Regions from separate parts of the Homo sapiens genome. Here region 1 is linked to region 2. A link is a contact called in ENCODE Hi-C or POLR2A ChIA-PET data. All regions are on one chromosome and are shown on one strand. The core of a region is the stretch at or near the end of the contact, and the rest is flanking DNA. Distances in the headings are between cores, read along the strand shown. Region 1 has its middle 65 kb from the start of KL. Region 2 overlaps STARD13 (StAR related lipid transfer domain containing 13).

Evidence for each region. Hi-C counts contacts between places; a loop is a spot of excess contacts on that map. ChIA-PET counts read pairs that join two places held with the same protein, here RNA polymerase II (POLR2A).
Region 1: a map of endothelial cell of hepatic sinusoid shows a loop between it and region 2 (5-fold over the local background). The contact joins two enhancer-like sites. A Hi-C loop is called at or near these places in 3 of 168 maps with a recorded cell type or tissue (Caco-2, endothelial cell of hepatic sinusoid and endothelial cell of umbilical vein). POLR2A ChIA-PET finds 5 or more read pairs at or near these places in 3 of 52 experiments (Panc1, WTC11 and endothelial cell of umbilical vein).

Annotation. Positions count from the first base shown.
Region 1 is chr13:33,079,402-33,084,164 of GRCh38, reverse strand. No RefSeq gene overlaps it. Among named protein-coding and RNA genes, the nearest start is that of KL, 65 kb to the right of the region's middle. Within about 2 kb of position 3,009, at least 2 of the 41 ENCODE cell types and tissues checked have a DNase peak (open chromatin) inside an H3K27ac peak, as active enhancers do.
Region 2 is chr13:33,124,376-33,129,471 of GRCh38, reverse strand. STARD13 (StAR related lipid transfer domain containing 13) reads left to right here. Exons shown (of 14, transcript NM_178006.4): 5 at 1-543; 6 at 1,926-2,099; 7 at 3,232-3,391. Among named protein-coding and RNA genes, the nearest start is that of KL, 110 kb to the right of the region's middle. Within about 2 kb of position 3,096, at least 25 of the 41 ENCODE cell types and tissues checked have a DNase peak (open chromatin) inside an H3K27ac peak, as active enhancers do.

The sequences.
Region 1 (4,763 bases), core at 1,760-4,259, 45 kb after region 2:
TATCTATTCATTTATTTATTTTTACACTGAAGTCTTCAGTTCCCTGGAATTTATTTGTCTATATTCTGAGAAACAAGTGCCCATTTCTATTTTCTCCTGGATGGAGAGTCAGCACCTTCCTTCTCACCCTGAATTGAAATAGCAACTTCATAATATATTAAAGTTGCATATATTTTGGAAGCTAGTTGGAAGGTCTGCTATTCAATCACTCTAACATGTTTATTTATTTCAAAAACTGTAAATGACTTATGTATTTGATTATAGTGACTTTGCAGTGTGTTTTAATATCTACACTCACTATTCTTTTCATACATTTTATTCTTGGGCATTTAATTTTCTATATAAACTTTAAGATCACTTAATATTATTTGCAAATGGTGTGCTTCTAATTGGAATTGCAATATATTGTGTAATAATATACATCAATATTATATACGTTATATACATATTGATGTATATAATGAATTTGGGGGGATCTAACATTTAAATTATTTTCAGTCTACAGATCTAAAAACTTAGTATACCTCTAGAACTTAGTATGCTGTTCCATTTGTTTGAGTTTTGTTCTCAGGACTTTAGTTTTCTTCACACAGGATTTCTTTGCATTGTATTACGCCACGAATTAATTTTTTCCATTTCCATGTTAGATGGACTTTTGCTGTTGATTATTACATGTGCATATTTTATATGTCCCCATTTTATCAAATTATCTCATCAATTCAAATACTTTTTTTCTTAAGTCTGTTGGGTTTTTCAGGAATACAATAATATTATCAACAAAAATAGAGTTTTAATCTTTCTTTTCCAATGTTTATATAAATCGTTATTTTTAAAATTTTATTTTAGAGATGGGGTCTTGCTATGTTGCCCAGTCTGGACTCAAACTTCTCAGCTCACAGGATCCTCCTGCCTCAGCTTTCTGAGTAGCTGGGACTATAGGCAGGCATGCCCCTCCACACCTGGCATTGACAAATTATTTTACTGCCTTTTCCCACTGCATTTGCTACAACCTCTAAGACAATAGTAATGGTAAGATCAAACATTCTTATCTGATTCCTGATAATAATTGAAGTGATTTTAGTGTTTTGTTGTTTAAAATAATGTTTGCTTATTTTTGTAGTTTTTGTCACAGTTTTTTGTTTTTTGTTTTTGTTTTTGAGATGGAGTCACGCTCTGTCGCCCTGGCTGGAATGCAATGGCTGGATCTTGGCTCCTGGGTTCAAGTGATCCTCCCACCCCACTCTCCTGAGTACCTGGGATTACATGTGTGCACCACCATGCCTGGCTAATGTTTGTATTTTTAGTAGAGATGGGATTTCACCATGTGGCCAGGCTGGTCTTGAACTCCTGACCTCAACTGGTCCGCCCACCCCGGCCTCCCACAGTGCTGGGATTACAAGCATGAGCCACTGTGCCCGGCCCATAGTTAAAAAGGCTCCTCATGTACATCTTTTCATAAAGTTGTTAAGAATAGCTGCTGGATTTTTATCAAAATGGCTTTTCAGCATCAATTGCTATGTTTATTTTTCTGCTCTAATATGTTGATTTAATGAATATATTGCTGGATTTCCTGAAACCCATATAACCTCGCATTTTTGCAATAAACTCTACTTGACCATAGCGCATTGGTCTGTTAATATATTTTGAGATTGCTCAAGCTAAAATCACATTTAGAGTGTTTTTGCATCTAGTAGATAGCATTGATCTTTTTGCAGTATCCTCATAGGGTTTTAGTAATAAGATTGGCTTTACAAATACATTGAGAACTTGTCTATCTTCTTCCTGGTCTTAAATAGTTTAAATCACATCAGAATTGCCCATTCTTTAAGGTTAAATAGTGTTCAGCTATCAAATTATTCAATCCTGTTAACTTTTTCAATAACACATTTTAATAACTTTTCTAATCTCTTCTTGAGTATTCAGTCTACTCAAGTTTTCTACTGCTTCACTCTATGTTAATAATTTGTATTTTCCTAGGAAATATCAATGTTGTCTAGGTTTCCAAGGTATCTTGTTGAGATTAAAGTTTTTGTACGTGGTCAAGTACCTGATCAACTATTTTTGTAAATATTACATGGACACTTAAAAACTGCATGTTCTTTAGTAGTCACAAATGCATACATTGTATTAAATAAATAGAAACATATTGAATCCACTTTGTACTAGATATTCAGGATGGGCTCAGGATAAATAGGTCAACTTTCTCCCTGTCTCCCTTGGCCCATCACCAAACTCTTGTATAATGGCATTCACCACATCTGTCTCCATTGACTGGGTAACTCCTGTCCCTATTGGCTGGGTAACTCCTATTTATGCTTAGGTCTCAGTTTCATGCCACTTCCTTCAGGAAATCCTCCTTAATACCCTAGACTAGGTTGGGGAACAGTGTCATCATGCACAGAACTCTTTTTTCGTGGCACTTTTCTCATTTGTAATAATACAGTTATTTGTCTAAGTAATAGAGTAATGTCTTTCTCTCCTATTACCTAGTAAACTCCAAGGACGGAATAATGTCAGGTTTATCTTAACCTCAAAACATAGTAGAACATGGTAGTGTACCTGGCACATAGTAGGCAAGCAAAAATGTTTCTTACATGAATGACTGAATGAATGAATGAACAAATGGTCTGTTAATCAGAGGAAATATAAATTTGGAAACTGTCACTGGTAATTTTCCACCACGTGGTTGGAAAGTCAGCCTGACGACTGCTGAAACAGACATGCAAGAAAAAGCTGAGTTGAAACATGGAAGAAAACAAAATTTCCTGGCTCACAAGACTATATCAATCTCCACTGAAAGCTTAAATCAGAAGCCCAATTACATCCCATTCCACGGTTTTGTCAAACCTGATGTAGCCTTATAACTCCACTTTTTGTTAAAGCTAAAAACAATAGATTTCTTTAGTCTTTGTCTAATGCTTCTTTTCTTTTTCAGGATCCCATCGGGGATATCACATAACATTTAATCATCATGTCTCTTGGGCTTTTCTTGGCTCTGACAGTTTCTCGTACTCTGTTTGTTTTTGATGACTTCATCATATATGTGCTTATTTTATTCTGTCTAATTTTATGTTTACTTTATGTTCACTTTGGTTTACTTTGTTGTCTCTTCTCCTTCCTTTTGTTTTTTTAACTAGTTTTCAAAAGCTTCTTGTTATTATCATTTTCCTTTTGATAATATTGTTATTCTACTATAATTTCCTATTCTATAAATGTCCCCTCTCTCTAGAAACTCATAAGAAAGCACATATTCCTGTTTTATAATTTAACTAAACAATATGTAACTTATTTCCGTCACCAAGTTCATCTATCCCAATAAGATGAGTCTTTTAGAATATTTTCACTTCTCTATTCTTCTCCACTCTACCTTTATCCAGATCAGAATGAAATCTTGTAAGTGCTTTGCTTCATTTCACTTTATTCTTCCTCCACCCCTAACTTCTAGGTTTTTCTAAAGTAGCTTAGTATTTCATTCCAGATTACTAGAATTGCCTGGCCAGGCACAGTGGTGGCTCAGTCCTGTAACCCCAGCACTTCGGGAGGTCGAGGCAGGAGTATCGCTTGAGCTCAGGAATTGAGACAACATAGCGAGACCCCCATCTCTAAAAATAATCAAAAAATGAGGCAGGAGGTTAGTTTGAGCCCAAGAGGTCAAGGCTGCAATGAGCCGTGATTGCACCATTGCGCTCCTGGTGATGGAGTGAGACCTGGTGATGCCTGGGTGATGGAGTGAGACCCTGTCTCAAAAAAAAAAAAGAAAAAAAGAAAAAAAGAGAATTGCCTTTTCTAGTTTCAGAATTCTCATTTAGGGTCTACTACTGTCATTGGATTTAATTATATGTGCACTGCTGACAACTGTTTCTTTTCCACCTCATGTGCTCCTGTCTTTGTTGGTGGGGTTGGTGGTACTGGGAGGAGGGTAGTACTGGGAGGAGTACTATGGTACTGTTTGCTTACAGTCTTCCTCTAGCAGTTTCCTCTATCCCAGCTGCATAAGCAACCTACTCTGAACTCACTCTGAAACTCAGCACACACACGCCTTCCTCTTCCCCAAAAGGCCAACGGCATCCTGAGTGGGTCTAAGGATCTCAGGTTGCAGTCCTTTTCTCTCAACAGTCAGGTTCCCCTCCCTGATTTCATGTCAGGTGTTGCACATGAAACATTGAATGACACTCTGATTCTCTAAGTCACTGGTTATTTCTGTCTAGAAGTTTATCATATTTTCTTTTTATTCTTGAAATTTAAGAATTTAACAGACCACCTTCAGTGACTGGGTTTGTTGTTGTTGTTTTTTGTTTTTTGTTTTCTCATCCCTTCTGCTTGGAACTTGGTGAATAGTTTTAATGTGCACATTCAGGTTGTTCTTAATCTCAGACATTTTCTTCTTTTATGAGTTTAACAACTGCCTCTTCTCCAACTGTAGCTTTTCTCTCTGGATCTTCTTTTATTCACATGTCAGTTTGTCCAAGAGATATTCTCCAAAACCCTATTATTTTCTCACATGATGGTCTTCTGCTTGTACTTTTGGTCTGTGTTTTTTTGTTTGTTTGTTTTTGTTTTTTGAGACAGAGTCTCGCTCTGTCACCCATGCTGGAGTGCAGTGGCACAATCTCGGCTCACTGCAACCTCTGCCTCCTGGGTTCAAGCGATTCTCCTGCCTCAGCCCCCCCAGTAGCTGGGACCACAGGCACATCCCACCACACCTGGCTAATTTTGTTTTTGTATTTTTAGTAGAGACAGGGTTTCACCATGTTAGCCAGGAT
Region 2 (5,096 bases), core at 1,847-4,346:
ACCAGGAACATTCCCCAAGGCACTTTCTATTGAAAGCCTCTCTCCCACAGATAGTAGCAATGGGGTTAATTGGAGGACCGGTAGCATCTCCCTGGGCAGAGAGCAGGTCCCTGGTGCCAGGGAGCCCCGGCTCATGGCGTCCTGCCACAGAGCCAGCCGAGTCAGTATCTATGACAATGTCCCTGGCTCCCATCTGTATGCCAGCACAGGAGATCTTTTGGACTTGGAGAAAGATGACCTTTTCCCTCACTTGGATGACATTCTGCAGCATGTCAATGGGCTCCAAGAGGTAGTCGATGACTGGTCCAAAGATGTCTTGCCTGAACTGCAAACTCATGATACATTGGTTGGGGAACCTGGCTTATCCACCTTTCCATCTCCTAATCAGATCACCTTAGATTTTGAAGGTAACTCTGTCTCAGAAGGTCGGACGACACCCAGTGATGTGGAAAGAGATGTAACATCTCTTAATGAATCTGAGCCTCCTGGGGTCAGAGACAGGAGGGATTCTGGTGTAGGGGCCTCTCTGACCAGGCCAAACAGGTAGGTGGCATGCACTTGTGAAATGATTTTTCATCCATTTCATAGTAATTGTGTTCTGTTTATTTCTTTAACAAACATACACAGAGTACTTACTAAATGCCTGACTCTGTTCTAAGTGATGTATGTGATTAGGAATTATTTGAACAGAAGTATGACTTCTGTACAGGTATCATGGTGATTGAATCCATGTGAACTCATATTTATTTGTGCTTATCCTTTATTTTGTTCCTAGTTTTATCCAAAAATATTTTGAGCTTCTTATGTGCAAAGCGTTATACTGGGCACCATAGGCAGGGAATCCTGGATAACCAATACCCAGTTCCTAGGCACCGACTCTTCCCCTGACCTTCCTGTGATGCGTTCATCAAAATGTCTCTTCCCCAAATTTTACACTTTTTTTGCTCCTATAAGAAATTTCTGAGGCCTAAGATGTGTACTCTGCAAGTTTGTTTTTGCTTTAAAGTGCCAATTACAAAGTACATCAAAGCTGACCTACAAAGACCGTTTCAGAAGCACCATAGAAAAATGGCCCTGTGCTGCTGGGTTTCTGGTTGAGGCAAGGGTGTGTCTTGTGGTTCAGTGATGTGTCACCTCTGTACCTCTCATCTTCGGGCTCCATCTCAATACTGAGCAAGATATAGAGTGTAGACACATGGAAGACAATGAGAAAATTTTCTACAGCCCTAGACATTCGACAGCTCTCTCCCTCTCTCTCTCTCTGTTTCTTGCTCCCTGTCTGTATCTCTCTCTCTTTCTCTCTTTGTCTTTATCGCTCTACCTCTGTCTGTCCTCTGTCTATATTGCTCTATCTCTGTCTTCCCTCTCTCTGTCTCTTGCTCTGTCTCTATCTTTCTGTCTCTGTCTGTCTCTCCATCCTCTGCCTCTGTATCTCTTTTTGTCTCATCTCTCCATCTCTCCATCTACATCTGTCTCTCTCTTTTCTATCTCTCTGCTCTCTCTGCTTCTGTCTATATCTCCCTGTCTCCGTCTCTTTCCTCTCTTTCCGTTTCTCTCTCTCCCTCTGTTTCTCTCTCTCTCTCTCTCACATACACACACACACACACTCACTCACACACACACTGTCTCAGCTTGCTCTCAACACTTTGGGAACAAATTTGGAATAAACAAACATAATATTTCCTCTATCACTTATTTAAACCCCCTAATAAAATGGATAATAAGACTTTTTCCAGATTTATCTGACTTGGAAAAATCATGTCCTATGTTTATTCTGCACACTTGTGTCTTCTGTTCCATTTGCTTTGCGATTTTCTTTGCTCGGCTGCTATCTTGATTAGCTGCGTGTACCTTGGTGATGTCCCGTGTTTCCCGCTACCAAGTCCACTTTGTGACTGGCTTCTCTGATGGTCTCTCTGGTAAAGGCGACTCCGATGGAACAGTTTCCAGCTGTCGCACCAGCCCCGGCCGGCCCCAGCATCGCCCCACATCAGCAGCCAGACGGCCAGCCAGCTGAGCCTGCTCCAGCGCTTCTCACTGCTCCGCCTCACGGCCATCATGGAGAAGCACTCCATGTCCAACAAGCACGGCTGGACATGGTGCGTAGCACATTCACCTAGGAGGGGATCCTTGGCTCTAGAGCTAAGTGTGTGATTGCAGAAGCTTCCATGTTTACTTTGTGATATCTGAAAAACCCATTCATTGCCTTCACTGATGATCTCCTGGACATAAGGCATGAGCTCTGCCGTAGCCTCGATGCAGTGGACCCTACAGGAAACATTGCTCTATTTGTAGTTCTCAGTTGGTTTCCAGGGAAGGCAGTCAGGCTCCAAGAAAGGAAAAAGAGACAAGTAAAGGGTGATTAATTGTGAACAGAGGAAATAAAAATAAACTTGCCATAAAATAATCCTGGCAGTTTGCACAGAAACAGCTGTCACTTGTACCTTCTGGCCTGATGCAAAGCTTACCACTTAGAGCATTGATTCATTCAAAGAGCATTTAATTCTTCAAATACATTTCTGCTTTTATTTCATTGGCAAATAGAAACAAGAATATGCAGTAAACCTTGTAATAAGGAATTGACAGAAGCATGTTAGAACTTGAATGTGGACCTATTGTAGATGATTTGGTGGGTTTGAAAAAATACAAAATGTGTCAGTAATTGTTCTATGTTTTATATTATACATATTTAAAAAATCAATGGTGCTTTTATGAAATATTTTAGAAGGTTATAAATTCATGGTCAAATCAATATATGCTTCTGTATTAAAATGTCCTTTGAAAACTACAACTGGCTCTAGAAAAGTAAGATAGAGCCAAGAAATATTGTTCTTCTTTTCTCCCTTCCTTTTCCTCCAACCCCAGCCAGATTTCTTCTTCCTCTTGTAATTTTTAATTTGTTTTGTTTTGTTGGGGACTTTTAAGTGTTCAGCACTTGAGAAATAAGTCTATCACAGTTAAATTGGAAAGTTGTCCACTTGACCTGAAAACAGAGCTACAAATACATTCTGGGAACGTGACTCATGCTGTTTAGTAGCTAGAGATAGCAAGCAGGCAAGGGCCACACAGAGCACAGCAGTGTCCTGTGATTAATGCAGAGAGAATGTTGAATTCACCCCGCATCTGTTGGGTATTCCAACAAAAGCCTGGCTTCCCTCATGCTTGCTTCCAGAGCCTCACCCCACAGTGTGACCCAGGAGGCTTGCATGACCTGGTTTCTGTAAATTCTAGGTCAGTTCCAAAGTTCATGAAGAGGATGAAAGTTCCCGACTACAAAGACAAGGCTGTCTTTGGCGTTCCTCTCATAGTCCACGTCCAAAGAACGGGACAGCCCCTGCCTCAAAGTATTCAGCAAGCACTGAGATATCTACGCAGCAACTGCCTCGATCAGGTAGGGCTGTAACCCCCCCGCTGCTGCCCCACCACCCCCAACCATGGGATTGGATTGAGGGGATGTCAGACTGAGTCAGATCTGCCCAATATCAGGCAAGACATGCCTCACCAAAAATAAAAGGCATTGTGACCTTTATGTAGCAATATTTAATTTGAACAAGACATGTCCTATTTGAGGATGTTTCCTCATTGGCAACTTAAATGATGACCTGGAGTGACTGGGGAAAGTTGACGTTAACAGTTTGTTCCTGGGATGTCTAATTTGCAATCCCTAAAAACTAGAGTTAAGCTATGTACTGTACTGCATTTCCTTTGTAACTATTATTTCAGTGCCACCATTGATTTCACACTGTTCTTTTATCCCTATTATTTTTGAAAAAGAATTAGGTTTTTCATGCCTCCTTTTATTAATTCTTTTTTTTTCCTTTGAAGCAGCATCATGACCAGGAAAACTTAAACCAAACACAGATTTATTTACATCTTTTAAAAATGTGCAAGTAAAATATGAACAAAAGTATCAGCTAAGTCAAATATCCCCTCATTTTATAGAGTTGATTCAATGCTGAAGCTAAACAAAATATTCAGAGATTTGCTGCCTCCGAGACTTTTGGGGCCCACCATAATGGTGGACTGTGATTAAATCCAGAGTGCTGTCCGTCCTGTACTTTACAAAACAAAGGCTTTGCTCCTCCAAATTAACACCCATTAGCTTCTTAGACATTCTGTCCAAAATAAAAGTTGTGTTCTTAATTGATAAATTGCAGCCCTGAATAGTGGGTATATTTCCAGGCAGCTATTCTGTAATAGTCCCTGTTCATCATACTTTTTGATGCCATGCAGAGAATCTGTACCAACCTAAGATTATTTGTACTTTTTATTGATTTACCCTGGTCCTTGGGCTCAGTGGGCAGGAATGAGCTGGCTAGTGATGCTTGTAGAGACCCCAATACTGAGACCACACTTAGAATCAGGCTGGTCTCTTGGTGAACCAGAAATCAATTTTCAGTGCAGAAAAATAGCAGTAACTTCTTCATTTGAAGTTGTCTTTGACTGAACTGAATGTGTGTTCCCCTTTGTCCCTCCTCATTTTTAATTTAGAGAATCTGCACATAACATTTTTCCATATTTGTATGTCATCGCAGAGGGTGGGATGGCTGCTGTCATTGTTGTGAGGATGGCTGTTTAGTTTTGAGAAATGGCCTTAATAGCTTGCCTCTTATTCCCCAGAAATAAGGGTGACAGGCTACTTTTCTAGGGTTCTCTTCTTTGACAGATGCCCCAGCATGAATTGACTTGTGAATCACATCCCAATAGAGTCAGCCAATGAATCTCGTTACTTAAGCAAACATTTTAATTTTTTTAATCTTAGAGGTTTTACTAAGAATACACATTATTCAAAGTTAATGTCCATAGCTATAAACCATTCCTGCCCCCCGTAGCTTCTGAATAATGTGCAGTGCCAATATCATTGCTGTTAGTGGGGCCAGTCTCTCTTTAGAAGCAAAAGTCTTATCAGTAGAGAGAAAGACACAGGGCACCAAAACCTCTTCCACCCCTGTGTCCATCTCAGGTCAATTTTTTAAATCTGGGAGAATGCCAAGATGAAAAACAGTGTGCCGGCAAAGGCTTGGAGGAAGAAGACTCATTTCAAGATATAAATACTGATTCTAAATGTAATTAAAATGAATAGAGCCACGCATCTC